Regions from separate parts of the Homo sapiens genome. Here region 2 is linked to region 1. A link is an interaction called in ENCODE POLR2A ChIA-PET data of the cell type or tissue named here. Cell type or tissue: Caco-2. All regions are shown on one strand. Links, peaks and the distances in the headings refer to the core of each region. The heading gives the core; the rest is flanking DNA.

What was found. Peaks named below come from ENCODE experiments on the same cell type or tissue, not always from the same donor. Only the 100,000 strongest peaks of a DNase experiment are listed, where the experiment ranks them.
Region 2: POLR2A ChIA-PET joins it to region 1 with 11 read pairs; 2 of 35 experiments call an interaction of 5 or more read pairs at or near these places.

The regions. Positions count from the first base shown.
Region 1 is chr21:41,772,309-41,783,208 of GRCh38, reverse strand. LOC102724800 (a long non-coding RNA gene) reads right to left here. Exons shown (of 5, transcript XR_937745.3): 4 at 9,014-9,093; 5 at 8,345-8,642. Among named protein-coding and RNA genes, the nearest start is that of RIPK4, 11 kb to the right of the region's middle. RefSeq lists an enhancer at 10,673-10,900. In Caco-2, for the core only: a CTCF peak has its summit at 4,785; DNase peaks (open chromatin) are centred at 3,788 and 4,788; H3K4me3 peaks cover 656 bases.
Region 2 is chr21:42,084,668-42,094,117 of GRCh38, reverse strand. It overlaps UMODL1 (uromodulin like 1), which reads right to left. Exons shown (of 23, transcript NM_001004416.3): 4 at 8,706-8,827; 5 at 5,638-5,824; 6 at 3,680-3,820. Among named protein-coding and RNA genes, the nearest start is that of UMODL1, 18 kb to the right of the region's middle. RefSeq lists an enhancer at 236-741. In Caco-2, for the core only: no CTCF peak of the experiment used is centred there; a DNase peak (open chromatin) is centred at 4,703.

The sequences.
Region 1 (10,900 bases), core at 1,223-9,222:
GCTTGAATCCAGGGGGTGGAGGTTGCAATGAGCCAAGATCGCACCACAGCACTGCACTCCAGCCTGGGCAACAGAGTGAGACTCTGTCTCAAAAAAAAAAAAAACAAAAAAAAAAATTTAAAATGTTCACGTACAGTCAGACCTTTGCTCTGGTCCTGCTTCCCACTAGATAGGTCTTAGGCTTGAGCCGCAGTCTTCATGATAAATATTGACTTTTCTTTCAACAAATTAAAAATGAGCATTTAAATAATGCCATACTTTGCTTAAGCTTTAAATTACAAATCAGATGAGCAGTCATAAAGGCATGTTTGAATCTAACGTAAAGGTTACATTACTTAAGGTCCCTTTCATCTGAGTTCCCTGCAGCGCATGAAGACGTCCAGTGACCCCTCTGCTGGGGCAGGTGTGTGTGATTTCACCACACATGTCTCCCAGACCTTGAGATCACAAGTCAGAACATGTGTAGGTTGCTGAAAGCACAGAAACCCTGATTTTTAAAGAACACATTTTACACAGTTGCGTATATAACTTGGACCTGCTACTGTTTCATAACTTTTATTTTTCCCAAATATAGTATGCATCATTATTTGCACGATCATCTCAATTCTTTTCTTGGTTCAGCAATGTGTTTTGTTTTATCATTTTAAAAATAAAAATGGTGGCCAGGCATGGTGGCTCACGCCTGTAATCCCAGCACTTTGTGAGGCCGAGGTGGGCAGATCACCAGGTCAGGAGTTCGAGACCAGCCTGGCCAACATGGTGAAACCCTGTCTCTACTAAAAATACAAAAATTAGCTGGTCGTGGTGGCAGGCGCCTGTAATCCCAGCTATGTGGGAGGCTGAGGCAGGAGAATTGCTTGAACCTGGGAGGCGGAGGTTGCAGTGAGCGGAGATCATGCCATTGCACTCCAGCCTGGGCGACAAGGGCAAGACTCCATCTCAAAAAAAAAAAAAAAAAAAAAAAAGGCATATATTTACATTGTGTAACATGATGTGTTGATAGAGATACTCACAGCAAAGTTACTACGGTCAAGCATATGAACATGTCCACCTCCCCACGGTTGCGTTTTGTGTGTTTGTGTGGTGACAGCACCTGAAATCTCTCTTGGTAAATTTCCGGGGTACAGCACAGAATTGTTAAGTACAGTCCTCAGGCTCTGCACTGGACCTCTAGACTTAGTCGTCCTATGTAACTGCAACTCTGTACCCTTTTAAAATGATATATTGTTAAAAAGTAAATATGTTTTGCTGACTTTTAAAATTGATAGTAAAAATAATTAAATCATGAAAATCTGTCCATTGCTAGTGGATAGAGGTAACTAATAAACTTGGAGGGTGGGAGAAAACAGGGAGGAAATAGGCATTTTTAAAAACTGTAAGTAAACTTTCAATAATATATTTCCCCTTTCATTCTCACAATGGCTGTCTCCCTAAAGGTTCACCCCAAGAAACACAGTGCAGCTCGCTTTGGTAGAAATGACAGTTTCCCATTTATGTAAAATTAGTTGGCATAAAGTGTAGAGGAGGAAGAGAGAGCATTGCTGTTTGGAGGAACAAGTTCCCCAAATATGTATTTACATTATGATAATGAGCCTAATTAATAGAATGCTTGCATTATCCATTTTTATTGATTTTAATTATTATTTCGTGCTGATATTTTCCTTGTCTTTTATGATTTTTTATTTTTTTGAGACAAGGTTTCACTTTGTTGCCCAGGCTGGAGTGCAGTGTTGTGATCATGGCTGACTGCAGCCTCAAACTCCTGGGCTCGAGCAATCCTCCCACCTCAGCCTCCAAAATATCCAGGATCACAAGTGCATGCCACCATGTTCGCTAATTTTGTTTATTTTGGGGGGAGACGGGGTCTCACTCTGTTGCCCAGGTTAGTCTTGAACTCCTGGGCTTGAGTGATCCTCCCACTTTCCAGAGTGCTGGGATTACAGGCATGAGGCACTGTGTCTGGCCAATATTTTTCTTTTAAATTACAGCTTCTTAACTTTTATTTTCTCATGCCAAAAATCTCAGTTCTTTACCATAGAGCTAATGATAGAGTTTCTATATCACATTTCCTTTATGCTTCAACACACACAGGGCAGTCTCAGGATAACATCAACACTCAGCCAATAGTGTGATTGTGGGAAAGGGGTTAAGATGCCTCCCTCCCTCCTTCCCTCCCTCCCTCCCTCCCTCCCTTCCTTCCTTCCTTCCTTCCTTCCTTCCTTTCCTCCCTCTCCTCCCTCCCCTCCTTCCTTCCTTTCTTTCTTTCCTCCTCTCCTCTCTCTTTCTTTCTCCCTCCCTCTCTTGCTTTCTTTCTCTTTCTCTCTCTTTCTCTCTCTCCCTCCCTCCCTCCTTTCTTTCTTTCTTCCTTTCCTTCCTTTCTTCCTTTCCTTTCTTTCTCTGTTCTTTTTGCCCTTAGTGCATTTTCCACTAGTAGTTACTTTTAAATTCCTACGTTTTAAAGTCAATTGGAATAGCTCCCCTCTGGTTAGTCAGGCTACCAAATGGATACACATTTGGTTCATTTGTCTTATTTTATTTTTGGTATTTAGACATTGCTTTTTAAAGTTAATTGTGTTTTATAAGGATGTAAAATATTTGCATGGTTTCATAGTCAAATCTAGAAAACAGGGCATGTGCAACAAGGACTTGTGTCTTCCCCCAGAGACTTCCAGCCCCCTCCCTGTGGACTGTGCTCACACTGTTTATTTTTAGAATGGAAGCAGATAGGGAGAGATAGATTGATTGATGGTAGATAGATGATAGAGAACAGGTAGGCAAGTAGTTAGGTAGTACATAGATGATGAATGGTAGAAACATAGATAGATAATAGATGGATGGGAATAAAGATAGTAAATAGATAGACAGAGGGATGGGTCCCTATTTCCTGCCTGTACTGGAAAAATGGAAGATTTCCTCCACCTTGCTCTGTTCAGAGTGGTCTGTGCAATCACTCCAGAGGCACGTGTAGACACAGTCCTCCTCCCATTTTCACAATTGCACGGCAGTCTTTCCTATGGATGAGTGATAATAATTCAACCATCGCCCATCCATGGGGATTTGGGGTGCTTCACATCTTTTGCTTTTACAGACTATATAATACATTAAGAGAAGTGGGTCTCATTATGTAAATGCCTGCGCCTTGCTTTTTTTATTGAATATAATTTGATTTTATTATATTTGTTTTCACTTTTTAAATGGCTGTGTATATGATGTATATGATAAGATCTCAATTGAAATAATATTTGGATTTGTTATCACTGTGTTTTCCTTCCCCTGCTGTTTGAAAAAGGCAGCCCTTTTCATGCTTCCTTGTCTGAGAGAACTCAAGCAGCACAGCAGCAGGTGCAGAGGCTCTCCCTGGAAGCCTAGGCTTACTGCAGCCAAGCTGTTAGGAGCGAGTGCTACTATCACCGGTCGAGGGTCATAACTGCAACTTGTCCAGGTTCTTGGCATTTTGAACAAAGAATTGGACAAAACGCCCAACAAAGCAAAGAAAGAATGAAGCAGCAAAAGAACGAAAGCAGGAATTTATTGAAAACCAAAGTACACTCCACAGTATGGGAGCGGACCCGAGCAGCGGCTCAAGGGCCTGGATACAGGATCTTCTTGGGTCCAAATATCCCCTAGAAGTTTCCAATTGGCCACATCATGCTCACCTCATGTAAATGAAGGTGCCAAAAGCAACCAGTCAGAGGCTAGGGTGAAGTTACAAAGTTATACTTCTATGCAAACGAAGGCTGAGCCCGCAATCAGTCTGATTCGTTGTGGACAGCAACCGTTCAGAGACTGGAGCGAAGGTACAGAGGTGCAAACGAAGACTCCACCCACAATCAGTCTGATTGGTTGCGGACAGCCAATTTCCCATTTGCCTCGAGGAAAAGGTGGGGGGGTTTAGAAAGGGAATAGCCTCTGGTCCTTTTGTTACTTAGGAGTGGAAAGTTAGGGTTTTCCTTTCAATTTAGTTGTAGGAAGTCTGAGTGAAACAGCCTTTGGTCCCCTGCCTCCAGCCCCTATTCTCCTGCCTCAGTACCTGGAGAAATGCACGTGGGGGGCGCTGTCCCTTTAGCACTGGAAACCACTAATATGCATGGGCGGGGGGCGGGGGGATGTGGATAAACCAAATGCTCTGCGTTTTACATGAAGGGGTGTTACGTAGCAGGTACAGGAAATATCTCACAGCTATATTGTATCGTCATGGATACTTCCCCAAAGCAAAATTTAGTTAAAAACAAAAAAGTAAACAATACGACACATTATTAATGGTTGTTAGTTGTGGATGACAGGAATGTATTTCTCAATATTATACAACAGTCACACAACAATCAGAAGATTAAGGAATGCTGGCTTTTTAAAAATCCCTAAAATTAAAAAATGAAGCAAAAACCAAACCAAGCCAACCCCCCACCAAAAAAAAAAAAAAACAAAATAACAACAACAAAACACACAAAAAAACCCAAAAACAAAACAAAAACAAGTAAAATCCCTAAAATTTTCTTAGAAAAAAACAAAGATAAAATTGATTGGAAAGAAGAGCCTACGTGTGGGTGAAGGATAAGCTGATAAGCTGACTCGTGCACGCCTTGTGTTTCTGAAGAAAATCACAGAATAAATGGAAGAGGAATGTTTCAGAAATGTTTAACAACTCCTATTTCCCGAGTCCCCGGAGGGCCTGCCTGGAGCCAGGCGGGCGGCCCAGAGTGTGTGTTGAGGGAATGAATGACCGCCGGTTGGGAGCTGGGACGTCCTGATTCCCAAGCAGCGGTGGCCGCAGTTCCCAACGCCGCCCACAGATGGCAGGAGGCGCCTCATGGAAAGTCTCCTTGGAGAATTTGGCAAAGCTGAGCCCGCTGTGCGTCTAAGCAGACTCCAAGGAGCGTCCTTGGCCAGACCGAGGGCTCCACGAGGAAGGTCTTGGCTGGCGATGTCGGTTCTGGAGCGAGATAACAGAGGCCCCGCTGGCCCCCTGGGGGCAAGCCGGACACCCCCAACCCTGGGCCGGGCGTGCCCCCCGGCGGGGGGCGCAGGCGGCCCGGCCCCTGGGCTACACACCAGGCAGTGGGGCAGGAAGAGCCAGGCCTCGAACCCGCAGGGCAGCCCCACCGCCAGCGCTGAGATCCTTGTCACAGGGCCCGGCCTGGCGTCCGACAGGGAGCGCCTGCGTTCTTGATTCTCTGTGTTTTTTGTCTGGGGACCTGTCCAGACAGGCTGAGTCCCATCCTCGAATGCTCATTTCACTGACCGTGAACGGTAGCGTCAGGCTTCACTGCCCTGGCTTAGAAATGCTTTTTTGTAAATGGAAGAAAATAAAACACAAAACAGTCTGAAAAAAAAAAAAGTGAGCCTACCAGTTCTGCCGACAAAAGGACTAGCCTGGTGCTAGAAAACAGCATTACAATGAAATAGGTAACCTTTAAGATCCTGAATTCATCAGGGTTATACAGAGAAACAGAACCAATAGTGTGTGTGTGTGTGTGTGTGTGTGTGTGTGTGTGTGATGTGTGTGAGAGACTGTGTGTGTGCACATGTGAGTGTGTGAATGAGTGTGTAAGAGTGTCTGTGTGTGTGCAAGTGTGTGATTGTGTGTGAGTGTGTATGTGTGAGCATGAGAGTGCGACTGTGTGTGTGTGTGTCTGTGTAAAACTGGCTCACAGGATGATGATGGCTGACGAGTCCCACAGTCTTTCTGCAGGGTAGTCCATAAGCTGGAGCCCCAGGACAGTCAATGTGTGCTTCTGAGTCCCAAAGCCTGAGGCCAGGAAGAGCCAATTGTTCAGTTCAAGTCTAAAGGCAAGAAAAAGCCAGTATCCCAGCTGGAAGGCCGTTGGGTAGGAGAGATTCTCTCTTACACGAGGATGATCAGCTTTTCCTTCTTTTCAGGCCTCTAGCTGCATGGACGAAACCCATCTGCATTGGGGAGAACGATTTGCTTGACTCTATTGATTTACATGTTAATCTCATCCAAAAGCAGCCTCACAGAAACACCTGGAATAATGTTTGATCAAATACCTCGTGGCTCAGTCAAAGGGACACAAAAATCAACCACCATAGACTCCGACACGAGCTTATAGACCAGCTACAATCAGCAGGCCTGGAATGTACACAAAAGTTCAGTGTCTTTTGCTTTTGGATAAAATAAAGATTCCTGTAACTGTGACAAAGATACGTATCTAGTTGGGTGTATTAGTTTCTAGTGGCTGCCACAGCAAAGTGACACAAACCAGGTGGCTTAAAACCACAGGTGTTTAGTCTCTCACAGCTCTAGAGGCCAGAAGTCAAAAGTTGAGGTCGGTGTCAGCAGGGTCCCACTCCCAGACAACTCCAGGGGAAGCTCCTTCCTGGCCTCTCTCAGCCTCAAGAAGACCCTTGCCCAAAATGTCCAATGCCCCCCCCCCACCCACCCACCCAAGGAGTTGGTGAAATATTCCAGCCATTTTTGCACCCATTAGAGCTGCTCTGTCCCTCTGGGGCTCAAGAATGAGCTTACGGGCTGGGCTGCACCCAGCACTGCCCATTAGCTGTAACTGGCCCCGGACCAGACTCCAGGATAGGTTTGAACCCCAAAGTGTAGGCCCTTCCTATGCCTGGGTTGTCATTTGGAGCTTAGGGGCCAGGCAGGAACCCTCCCCGGCTTCCAGTGCCCCAGGCATCACTTGGCGTGCAGCTGCGTCACTGCAGTCATGTGGCATCTTCCCAGTGTTTCCCACCCACTTCCCTTAGTGCAGGTGTGTGTCTGTGTCCAGACTTCCCCTCTTTACAAGGACACTAGCTCTGTTGCTTTAGGGTCTACCCTAATGACTTCATCTTTATTTATTTATTTATTTATTTGAGATGGAGTCTCGCTCTGTCTCCCAGGCTGGAGTGCAGTGGCACGATCTCGGCTCACTGCAAGCTCCACCTCCAGGGTTCATGCCATTCTCCTGCCTCAGCCTCCTGAGTAGCTGGGACTACAGGTGCCCGCCACCATGCCCGGCTAATTTTTTTTTTTTTGTATTTTTAGTAGAGAAGGGGTTTCACCGTGTTAGCCAGTATGATCTCGATCTCCTGACCTCGTGATCTGCCCGCCTCAGCCTCCCGAAGTGCTGCGATTACGGGCGTGAGCCACCGCTCTCGGCCCCATGACTTCATCTTAACTTGATCATCTTCAAAGTCTCTATTTCCAAATAAGGTCACATTCCAAAGTACTGGGGGTTAGGATTTTAACATACGCTTCTGAGTGGACACAAGTCAGCCCGTGGCTGTGGGTCTCACCAGGTCCTGTGGGTAATCCAGTCCCTGAGTTCCTCCCCCGCCGTTCCCCAGGACCTGGGGGCATCCTGGACTTTTTGGCTGTCCACTTGACAATGCCATTTCCCTTTGCCCTGACCTCTCATCCCTGCAGAATTGTTTGCTAGTTGGGCTGTCAAGACCCTCAAAATAGCTGTGATGAGCCCACAGTCAACTCTCAGCCTCCATAAGACCCTTGCCCAAATGTCCAATGCCACTCTCGAGGAGTTGGTGAACATTCTAGCCATTTGTGCACCCATTAGTGCTGCTCTGTCCCTCTGAGGCTCAAGAATGAGCTAATGGGCTGGGCTGCACCTACCACTGCCCATTGGCTGTAACTGGCCTTGGACCGGACTCTAGGATGGGTTTGAACCCTAAAGTCTAAGCCCTTTCTACACCTGGGTTGTCATTTGGAGCTTAGCGGGCATGCAGGAACCCTCTCCCCAGCATGAACCCTCTGAGAGAGGGTGGGCCAGCCATTCTTAAAGGGCACTTTTAACAGGTCAGGACTTCTGTGGCATACTGAGTAAAAATAAGCGAGGGGCTGTGTGGCACTTCCTGGCTCCTGGGACCACTCTGTGGCTGGGCTCTGCTGCCCTACTCTCTGAAGTCAATTCTGCTTTCAGGCAACCTCCTGAAATGTGCATCCAGCTGCTGCAAGAGGCCTGTGGCTGTGTTTCTGAGCCCTTTGCTGGGCCTCCCCACCAGACAGAAGATGGGTTTAGCTTCTGCCTTTCTCCTAAAACCACAATTCATGACCCAAGATAAGATCTCCATCTGACGACCCAGAGCGGACAACTTTAACTGGCTCCACTCCAAGCTCAAGGCCCGTGCCCACCTTGGAAAGAAAAGTGGCTTTTCAGGATGCCTACATGAGTGTGAGGAGTAAAGTCCTCTCCTCGCTCCACCTGCCCTGGATTATTTTCAGGCTCTCAGCCATACATCCTCCTCCTCAACTCCTTTCCCGTAAACAAACATGCAGGGGTAGACCGGGGTCAGTGACACTGGAGATGGCCAGCCCAGAAAATCCCGACGCTTCTCCTTGCAGCCACTGTCTGTCTCTCAAAATAATTCAGGCTGGTTTTCAGGGTTGTAGAGTTTCATTTGTCTTCAATATGCTTTGTCACCATAAAATACACTTGAAGTCTGTAAAGTATTAAGAAGAGATGTTCAGGGTTTACTCTTCCCATCCGGCACTGTAACATTTCTTAAGGGTGGCACCTGGAGCTGGTTTTACGCCTCTTTCTTCTGTCTTAAGAGGAACGGGACCAGGTGCCTTTTGCTTGTGTTGTGGTTTAAAAACCTCTAGGCTCATTTTTTCCATGGACTCTGAGTGTCTGCTGATGCAAACAACTGGCAGGTGTCCCACTCTCATCCACCTGTGTTGAGAGAGGGAGTCAGTAAGTGCAAAGAAATTCTCCAGGGCGTGTAATATTTCTTCCAGAAGTGGGTGTTTTAAGGAAGGAATTGGCCCATATTTACAAAATTATTTGAAAGGTAAGGTTGATTACAAAACAAAAAGAGAGAGGGAAAAGAAGCAATGGATGGACATCTTAAGGATGTATTTAAGAATTAACTTTATAATATTTAATCCAGCATATATGTATTATTACAGTTCTCAGACTGGGTGCTGTGGCACTGTGGGGCAGCACAGGGAACTCCTGCAGGTGCACCAGGATATTTTAAAGTTTGGGAGGAACCCGCAAAGTCTCTGAGAAACCACGTGAGCTGCTCACTCCGGACTACTTACACTGTCAACATTAGATTGCACCCCATTTCTTCTGACGATGCCATATCTTTGCAAAGTTGGGTTTTTGGAGGTTGCTGTGACTAAAAGCAGTAAGTGAAAATTAGCGCAGCACAGGACATTTCCAGGTTTGAGAAGTTGTATAGTGTCGGACAGGGGAAACCATCCCATAAGTATGTAACGATTGTTAAGAATGAGATACAAATTTTTTTCTTTTAATTTATGCATATCATTTTTAAAAAGCTACTAAGTTGTTAAGATATAACTTTGTTTTAAAGTTGAGATAAAATTCACATCACATAAAACTAACCATCTAAAAATGTACAGTTCAACTGCGTAGGATGATGTGCACCCGTAGCTACGTGGGAAGCTGAGGCAAGGAGGGTTGCTCGAGCCCAAGAGTTCAAGGCCAGCCTAGGCAACATAACAAGATCTCCACCTCTAAAAAAAATTAAAAAATAAAAATGTACAATTCGTTTAGTGCAGTGCATTCACAATGATGTGCAACCATCATCACCACCATCCAATTCAAAAACATTGTCATTATCGGAAAGGACACTCCTACCCATTAACTCCCTATTCCCTCTGTCCCTCAGCTCCTGGAACCACCCATCTACTTGCTGCCTCTGTGGATTTGCCTGTTCTGAATATTTGATATAAATGGACCGTACGAATGTATATATACCTAACATCCATATACAATATTTGATAGAAATGTATCATACAACTGTATAATACATATGAACCTATTTAAGGTTCATCCACAATACAGCATGTATCAGAACTTCCTTTAGGGATCCAGTGAATTTTCGCAGCATGCAGAGACTGCATTTTGTTTATCCATTCATCCATGGATGGACACTTGGGTTGTTTCCGCCTGTTGCTATTATGAATACTGCTGCCATGAATGTACAAGTTTATGTGTGAATGCCTGTTTTCAATTCCATAGGGCAATTCTATATTTAACTTTTGGAGAAACTGCTAGACTATTTTTCCATCAATATTTTTTAAATTATTGGATCCTAACCACTGAATAAATGAAACCGCTGGACGTTTCCTTGGTCTAGGGATGCCATAAAAAGATTACTGATGTACTAAAAGTGCCGTGTGCAGAGAACCTCTGATTTTAGCGGCATTTGCTGTACTTCTCAGGAGGCACTGTGGGGGGCACTCTGGAGGGACTCTAAGTGGGGCTCACCCTTGAGTAACCAAAATATTTACTCAAGTTAATAGTACCACGCATTTTAGGGTGAGTGTCAGCAGAGAGGTAACCCCTAAACTCTTGAGTGGCTCCCAGAAGGATGGTGGCCAGCGGGAGGGGACCAGCGCTGTCTTAGACGGGTCATCCAGGAGGGCAGCTGTGAGAGGTCACATGAAACTGGAAGCAGTGAGGGCAGAGGGACGACACAGCCCCCCAGGAAGAAGCAGCAGCAGTGCAGAGGGCCTGGGGAGGAGGGCGCTGGTTTGGGGAAGAAAGCAAGGAGGGTCAGTGTGGCTGCAGCAGAGACAGTGGGGGTAGCAGAGGCCGGCCAGTAGAGGTGGGCAGGGGTGGGTCGTGGAGAGCCTCTGCCTGGTGGGGGAAGGGGCAGAGATTGCTCCGCCCCATGAAGCCGAGAGTGGGGGAGGCAGGGCAACTTGTGCACAGGCTCCTGAGCTTGTAACAGAGGAATGTGACGAAGCCTGGGGCTGGGGGAGACACCCATGATGGGCTGAGTGGGGGAGACCAGGCAGGCATCAGGGAGTGGTGTCAGGAGAGAGATTTCCCGGCCCCAGGACAGCGTGTGCACCGGTCCTGCAGCACCAAGCTGGACCCAGTCAGGGGACAGGCGGCTGGAGGGCCAGGAGCAGCAAAGGCTGCAGGCCGGAGCTGGAGGGGCCAGGCTCATTTCC
Region 2 (9,450 bases), core at 1,451-9,450, 310 kb before region 1:
GCAGAGTGTGACTGCCAACAAACCTAACCGTAAATAGAATCTAATATTTTTCCGGATGACTGACCAGGGTAAAAATAACTATTTGGAAAATACCTGTTTTCCAACCTTCTGTGCTCACGAAAGGGACAGGATTCTCACCCTGGAAGCCACAGAGCAGGAATCTATAGACAGTTCTCTGCAGAGCTTAGTGGGGTGCCGTGGGATGTGGACGTGGCGCGAAGTTCTAAGTGGATCTCAAGGCCACGTGCTGCGGGGTACAGGAGTGTTCTCAGTGTTTTGCTGGCAGAGCTGGGCTGGAAATTTTTAATACCTGGAGACCCCGGGGATGACCACTGTGAAAACCTCTCTTTCCGTGATTGATCCAGGAAACGTTTGTGGAGTGCCTGCTCTTTGCGGGGCACCAGGGATTCATCTGCCAGTGGGTGGAGGGCAAGTCCGCTCTCCCCACACAGCCTCATTCTGATAGGAGGGGAACGTTCCTGGTGATGGGGGGAAGATCTGACCCTGGAGCCCGCCACATCCACAGCTGGCTCTGGGAACTGGTCCACTCCCCCAACCCCTCGCCCACAGGACAACGAGAAGAGCCAATCAGAACCTTAGGCTGAACACGGGGTCTCCTGCCTGCAATCCCAGCGCTTTGTGAGGCCAAGGAGGAAGGATCTCTTGAGGCTGGGAGCTTGAGAACAGCCTGGGCTACTCAGTGAGACCTCGTCTCTACAAAAAAATTTAAAAATGAGCCAGCTGTGGTGGCGCATGGCTGTGGTGGTGCATGCCTGTGGTCCCAGCTACTCCAGAGGCTGAGATTGGAGCCTGGGAGCTGGAGGCTGCAGTGACCGGCGATCACGCCACTGCACTCCAGCCTGGGTGACAGAGTAAGACCCTGTCTCTATAAAAAACAAACAATAAAATTAATTAAATAAATAAATAAACCAGAACCTTAGACTCCTTTTCCTAGTTGGGTTCTAGAACGCCAAATAAAATAATTCAACTCTTCTGGAGCTCTACCCAACTCTTGGTCCTAAGCACTCATGAAGGTTGGAAAGGGCATGGCGGTTTTCCTGAGTGCACTGGGACAAAAGGCAGCCCCCGAGGGCGGGGGAGAGCCCATCACACTCTCAGGCAGGTCCCCGCCAGAGGGCTCCTAGGGAAGACAGCCTTGGGACACAGCTGGTTCATGTGCGTCTTCAGAGGACCAGCCTTGGGATCTTATGCAAGAAAATCACCTTCGTCCCCCTCAATTTCCTCTTCTGAAAAAAAAAATGAGCTTAAGGAGAGTAGTTGCCTCTTGGGGTTAGTCTAAGAATTTAAACGAAGCAATACCCACAGAGTGCTCAGAGCAGAGCCCAGAGCGCGTGAAGTGCGGGCAACTGCCAGCTGTGGTGTTATTGTGAACAAAGGGATGGTCCTCAATGTTGAGTCCCTTTTAAGGAAAAAGAACATGCAAATTAAATGATTAACGAATTCAAATTGGATATAAAGAGATTCCCTGTAACCCCTGTCACAAGGTTACAGTTCCAGACTCTTGAAAGCAACAGAAGTGCTCCCGTGAGGGGAAAGAATATTATATGATTGCTTTAGAAAGCCACTAGTTTTCAACCACCAATAATTATCATGGTGAAAACCAGGCTTCTTCTTGGAAACTTTATACACATTATAGGAACTGAAGAAAGCAGCTTATAAAATTACACATGTAGCAGGATTTAAATAAGGTTTAAAAAAAAAAACAAAAAAACCCTCAACCCTGCGTTCAATAAGGTCAAAACCTGGAAAGGAACAGGGAATAGAAAGAGCCGGGATCAGCTTCGCCTGTCTTTTGAGAGACCCCCTGGGAGTCCACAGCCTCCTCCACATCAGGCTTTCCTTCCCTCAGCCTGTTCATAGTCAAGCTTCCCTGCAGGATTCTCGGCTATTCTCGCTTCTTTCTCTCCTCCAGCTGTCTTCCTAACCCGGGCTGCTGGCTGCTTCCCTTCTGCTCTCCTGAAGTCTGCACCGGATCCCCGTAGTTCCCACAGGCACTTTCCTGCCCTGCTGTTACCCATGCGTGTACCCTCCCTGCTTGCCGGCCAGCTTACCGCTTGCTCGCTTGGGGCTTGCTGAGCCTTCCCTGCTGACCTTGCTGCGCACGCCCTTCCAGCTGTTTTCCTGCCTTACCCAGGTCATCTGCAGCCTCTCCTCCTGCACTGACCTGGCACTGTTGGGGTTCTCTGGCCACAGGCCCCAGGCCTCTTCCCTTCTCTCAGCCATACCATGGTTTAAGTGTCACCTGGAGGTGACCCTGGACTCACGTATGCAGCCCAGCCCCGCCTCTGTGCTCCAGCACCACGCGTCCAACTCAATCAGCATCCTGGCACCGCCACTCACTCCATCTCAGCTATAACTATTATTGACAATAATAACAACAGCTCGGGTCTTCCCCATCCTCTCCAATGGAAACACCTTCTACTCCACTGTTCAGTCAAGACATCTGGATTCCGTCTTCTTTCCTTTTTCCTCTTCTTCACTGAATTAATCAATAAGTTCCAGAGGTTCTATCTCTAAAATGTTGCCGGAATCCCTTTCTCCACCACCTTCCACACCCTAGACTCCTGCACTCAGAGTATCGTCTTTATAGCACCTTCCTACATTTCAGATTACACAGTTACTTCTTCTTCCAAGCTGCTTGATGGCAGAGCCAATCCCGTGTGCCAGTCCTGGCTGGTACATCCCTCCCCACTCCCAACAGGGACAGACCTGGGCACGTTTATCTACATGCTTCCCCCAACACCCAGTCCGCTCTTCTGCTCTCCAGGCTGATCCCGCGATGCTAGGGATGGTCCCAGCTTATCCTCGTGGTTCCAGTGCAGACATCAGTCCTGCCCTTTCATGCGCCAAAATGTCTCCATTTCCACAATCCACTAGACAGGCAGAGATTAGGACCTGCTTCTGCATGCTTCCATTACCAGCACCTAGCACAGTGAATAGCACCTAAATCAACATTTCCTAAGCCAAAGAAGATGCGAGGGTGGCCCACTAGGAGATCAATAATGGCTGAAAGAACTAAGTGTATTCTGTGCCGGTTAGCCAGCCATTCCCTCTTGGCAAGAAGAGTCCCTGTGGTCTGAAGACCATCCAGCCTTTAAAAAATGCCTTCACCCTTTTCCCGTTTCGAAGAAAAAAACGGCAGCTCACTGCCGGCACTCATTTAATTTTACATAAACAAGCTCTTTGGGGCTGAAGCAAATCTAACTGATTTTCAATATGAAAACAAAATATAAAAACTGTTCTTGGAATTACTTCTAAACAGAACTAACATCAGAACTGTCTGAATCATCAGAATCATCTATTTCAGAAAAACAGGTTCAGCAAATGAATCGTCGGCCAACAACTTGTTCGAGAACAATGTTAACAACACACGTGGGACTGCTGTTTTCTAGGATTTGACATTTTCAGTGATTGAGAATCACTATATTTTGTAAATGGAAATACCACTACTAAAAGCAGAATGCTATAAGTAGAATTGTGTCCTCTGTTTCCAAAGTCAATATACCACAGTGATGCGAAAATAATAATAAAAGCAAGATATTTCATGGCAGAGTTATCTCGGGGTGAATGCTGCAGCTGTAAGCACTGCTGGTGAGTATTCCCGGGGCAAACAGGAATTAAGCCATTCCCATGCCATCTGAGAGAGCCTAGCCATTACCTTCCCACTCCAGGTTCAGCTTCCGTGGAGACGTGGCTGGAGCTTCCTGGTGACAGACGCACCAGTACGAGCCCTCCAGGTTTGCGCACAGTTCCCTTCCAGAGCAGGCATTGAGCTCCTCATAGAAACACTCATTGACATCTACAGGGAAGGAGAGCAGGACCCACACTCAGCAGTCGCAGCTACCTCGTCATCTTCATCTACCTGCACACACACGGCCTCTGTGGACTCGTGCCACGGATTTGTGCCACGTCGGTTGAGGGGTGCCTTGGGCAGTGATCCCAAGGGAGACTATGGAAGTCTCGTCTTAGAAGGCCCTGTGCGGCTGCTGGCCATCGTCATCCAAGCAGCAGCCCACGTTCAGGCAGGGCTCGCGGCTGGCTCACCGGGCAGCCTCACGTGAGCAAATCACTCTGGGCTGGACTGAGTCTGAGTGGTCATGAAAAGGTGGGGCCAAAACATCCCACCCCAAGCGTAAAGTAAATCAGTGGGTGTTTTCTGCGCCAACAAGGAAACCCAGAGCCACCCCTGACGTTCTGAGGCTGGCCCAGGCCTCCCAAACAGAACCATCTCACAGCAGCCAGCCTCAGACAGGGCCTCTTCATAATGCTGTCTAAGTACAGACAGCGCGATAAGCTCATGTGTCACCCACAAAATACTAATGCCCCTCCCTTGGCCCAAATGAGTGATTATTAGTTCTTTACAAACTATGGCTTATCTTTATGCAATTGTTCCCATCTCTTTTGCTTAGATGTATTGACATTCCCAGTCGTGGAGTTGCCTCCATTTTCTGATGGCATTCAATTCAGAACAAAATCACACTTCCCTAGACCCTCCCCAAACCACCCAGTCAAAACCCACATCCTATAACAGGTTCTTTCTAACAATCTCCTACTGAGAAACCACATGGTTCTCCATGGTGTGGGTTCTCCCTCGCTGCCTCGAATAATAAACTCAACTGGTCCACCCACAGGTGTGCTCCTGCAACCTCTGGCCAAAGGTCATTGACAGAGCAGATGACAGAACGAGCACTTTGCTTAATGGCACTAGAGCAATGCAGCTTGGTTCTGCAGAACATGTGCGGATCTGAAGGGAGATCAATGCAATCACTAGAGCTTTCACACGGCTCTGAGCCCTGGCATTGTCACGTGCCTCCTCAGTGTCATAGAAGAGGCTTCACCAAGGCAGCCACCCTCCTGCAAAGCCCTGGGAGCAGCAGACTAGCCTGGCTGCCTCCTGCTTGGGTACAGGAAGCCGTACGGGAGCCCAGGGGTTTGCTTGCGGACTGTCTGTGACTACTACAACAGCAGGGCTGAGTCGTTGAGACAGAGACCACGTGGGCCCGCAAAGCCAAAAATATTTACTATCTGATCCCTTTTAGATGAGGCTTGCCAATTCCTGACATAGAACAACAACAACAAAGAATAGGTAATTTCTTCCAGAAACAAGGCCACGTCTATGTGCTTTGCCAGATACAAATTCAACTTTAGACAAATTGTGCTGAAGGAGCCTTTGGAGTACAAGGATGTCCTTGGCAAGGGTGGGAAAGAGGCGAGAGGGAAATTTAGGAAACCAAAGAAATGAAGAAACAAGTTCTTTGTGTGTGGCTCTGGGATTTGCACTCCAGTGTCCACTAGGATGGAAGGAGAAGCCTGCCGAGGGGGCAGGAGGCCAGAGGGATCCGAGGAGAGATGGAGGGAAGAGGAGAGGGGCGGGAAATGGGGGGCAAAATAAGTTCTAGAGGTCTGCACTTGGGGACTTGGAATTTACAGGGTGAGCTGAAGATGGGTCCCACACCTGTGGGATGAACACACTTGAACCAGTTATTCTTTTGCTCCTGAACTTAAACCTCCTTTAAAAGACAAAGGACTGGTCTGGCTTTAGCGTCCACCTTGCATTTTGGCTGTTCAGGCACCACCCTGCAGCCTCCCCAGAGGGAGGATTGAGGGAAGCCCAACCTTGCACCTGGACGCTGATCACTTCATAGACACGCTTCGCAATGTCACCCAGCAGGGTGGAGACGTCAGCCACAGGCAGTGGCCGTGGCAGGCCCAGTAGCAGCCGCGACACTGTGGTGGAGGCGTTCCCAGGGGCTGAGTGCAGGTGGTGGACGGTGGAGGCCATTGGTTGCAGGGCGCTGGTGACCTGTGAAGGCAGAATCAGAGTGTCACACAGCAGAAGGACACCCCGTCAGACAGACGAGGAGACTGAGGCCCGCAGAGCTGAAATGAACTGTCCACACACACGTACCATTCTGCTCTTCAGCAAAGAACCTCTACAGTACTTATCTATCCATCACTATCCCAATAGAAGTCCTACAAACCGGAACTATCAGTACCTTTCAGTACCAGTTGTGATAAGCTGAATTCTGTCCCCTAAAATCCATATGTTGAAGTCCTAACCTCCAGTACCTCAGAATGTGACCTTATTTGGAAATAGGGTTACTGCAGATATAATTAGTGAAGGTGGGTTCTAATCCAATATGGCTGGTGCCCTCACAAAAAGGGGAAATTTGGACACAGAAACAGACATGAATGGGGGAAGACAGTGTGAAGAGACAGAGAAGACAGCCGTCTGCAGGCCAAGGAGAGAGGCCTGGGGGCCTCAGGAGGAACCAGCCCTGCCGACACCTTGATTTCAGACTCTTCAGCCCCCAGAACTGTGACAGAATAAGTTTCTGTTGTTTGAAGCCCCCAGTCTGTGGTCCTTGGTTACAGTGGCCCCAGGACACTAATACAGCAGCCAGACCCAGGACCCTCGGTCTTCTGCCCTTGCCAAGACTGCAGGTCTCTTGCAGCTGACAACAGAGAATTAGAACTAGAATTAGACAATTAGAGATCAAAAGCCACGGTCTCCTGTTGTACACATCCAATTATTTTTCTGAGGTTTAATGATCACTTTCCTCATTTCATATGCAGTATTTTTATTTCAGCTTAATATCTTGAAATCTCAACCCTTGGGAAGCCAGGTGAACTGGCAGCTGCACAGCCAGACCAGTGGTCACCAGAACAAACTTTGCCAGCAAACCCCCAAGCCTCCACTGGGAACTCCAAAGGAGGTTTGGGGAGAGCAGGAGTCCTCCGATACACACTTGAAGCCCCTTCCTGGGAGGAGATGCAGCTCATAATTTAGCATACAGAACTGGGAACCAGCCCCGACCTCATCGGAACCCCTTATTCAGCAGCAGAAGCAGGCCTCAGAGACCAGCCCCTGCTGGTGCCTGACCCCTGTGCAAGGCAGGCGCTTCTGCAGGGGGTAATGGGCTGGTTGGAGACATGAAACCTACATGCACGAGGAGACAGCAGGTGTCACGCAGCAATATTGAAAACACAACAACCACAACATCTCAGGCCCCACACGCATCAGGAAGCTCAGGAACCATCTCAAGCTCTTTACATGTATGATTTAAGCTCATGGCCCTGTCTCAGGCAGGGTTATGATTATTTCTATTTATTTACTTTTTATTTATTTAGAGACAAGAGTCTCGCTCTGTAGCCCAGGCTGGAGTGCAGTGGCACGATCTCAGCTCACTGCAACCTCCGCCTCCTGAGTTCAAGCAATTCTCCTGCCTCAGCCTCCCCAGTAGCTGGGATTACAGGCACGTGCCACCACGCCTGGCTAATTACTGGATTTCTAGTAGAGACAGGGTTTCGCCATGTTGGCCAGGCTGGTCTTTAACTCCTGACCTCAAGTGATCCGCCTGCCTCGGCCTCCCAAAGTGCTGGGATTACAAGCTTGAGCCACCACTCCTGGCCGATTATTTATGTTTAATGGAGGAGGTATCTCAGGCACAGAGAGGTTAAGTGACTTACCCAAGGTCACACAGCTGATGAGTGGCAACACTAGGGCCAGGCAGTGTGGCTTCAGAGCTAGTTTCTTACTGGCCAATTGGGCAGTCCCCTTAACAAGCTAAGAGGAAACAGGAATCACTCCTAGCCCGGGCTGTTAAGGCCGAGGCTGCAGACTACCTGTCTAGCAGCTCACTGGCCAGCAGCCCAGAACAACATGAGGTGTGCACCATCTGATCTGGGCTGCCAGCCAGCTTAGTCTAACGGCCAAGGAGTGACCCAACCCTGGGTTTGACACCAAGACACCCAGGGACATATGGGACACACAAAAGATCTGAAGCACAGAACAGCTACACAGATGCCAAAGGAAAATGCGGGGCCCCTTGTCTGAAAAGTGTTCGGCATTTCCAGAGGCAACAGCAGCACATTAGACCAAGCTGAGGCCCCTCTGAGCACAAGCCCCTGTCAGCAGCCGGTCCTGAAGCCAGACCATCCCCCAGGGAGGGCGGCCTTGGGGACACGCGGCAGCCTTGGGGACACGCAGCGCCCTGTCCACACTGGGATTCCCGAGACTGATGGTGGCCTGAGCTGGAGAAGACATCCTGGTTGGTAATCACTGCTGATGGGCCAGAAAGCATGACCTGTGTCATCAGCAAGGGTCAGCCAGGGTGTTTGTTTTTATCCCCAGGGGACAGTGGGCGACGTCTGGAGACAGTTTTGGATGCCACCCTGGGGTGTGCTTCTGACTTGTGTGGAGAGGCCAGGGGCGCTGCTAACCATCAGACCCCAGGGTGCTCTCCAGCCCTGGGCTACGGTTCCCATCTCAGCACTCCCAGGTTGGTGCTGGCTTCCACGAAGCAGGAGCCAGAACTTGAAGAAATTGGGACTGAGGGTGGTGAGGGAAGAGCTCGGGGCTTAGGCTGTCTTTGCTGGGACTGCAGACCCCTGCAAGCTTAGGGATCCGCGTTCTCCACCACGACAGGCGGGCCTATGAGGGTACACACATAACAACTCAGCCAACTACACGCTTCAGTTGTGTGCATTTTGTTGCATGTAAATCATACCTCTTTGAAGCTGATTTTTTAAGAACTAGAATTTCGTTCAGAGTCAGTCATTTGGGGCCATTTGGGGAACATCACCCTCCCCAACCCCCAGGTCCCTTCCACGGCCCCATACCTGGGTCTGCCTGAGCAGCTGCCACAAGGAGGGTGCAGGCAGCCCCCGTCTGTCTCACCTACCAAGGAATGCAGAAGGCGCATGTGGTTCAGGAGCCTGGGGTCCACTTGCTGGAGTTCCTTGAAGTCCATTTTCACCAGTATGGTGACGTTGTACCAGGAGCCCACAGGGTCCCTCTCTGGAGCTACACAAGGGAAAACACTGATGATTATGGACCCAGGACAGGTTGAAGTCACAAAAGCTGCTGGGGTGGGAGAGGGGGCAGGAGAGGGAACCAGAGGCCATGAGAGGCCCTGCTCTGCATTTACCTCCCTGCAAAAAGACATCTACCACAGGAGACGGGGGATGTCCTCACTGCCCGCCCCTCGCTCCTCTCCATCCTAATGTCCCTGAAGACCACCGATCCCTGCTCAGAGGTGAGCTGGGCCTGGGACCCACAGCAGCAGGCCTTCCCTTGAAGAGATCTGCTTAGGAGGTAAATAGAGCCTATCAGCCTCATTATACTGTCATAGTATGTTGATATAGAAAATTACTTTATACTTTGTCATTATTTTATTGATACTACAAATATTGGATAGTATAATCATATGTAATATGATATATACTATATAATAGCATGTAGTATAATGATATAGTATTATCATAATATCTGATATTATGTATACTATTGCTTTATTACTGCATACCATACTAACGCTATAATATATAATATTTTAAATATTAAATAATATGTAACATTATACATATATATATATGTATAGGCCATCCCATTCTCCCATTCTCCTGGATGCAGACCCCAATCAAAAG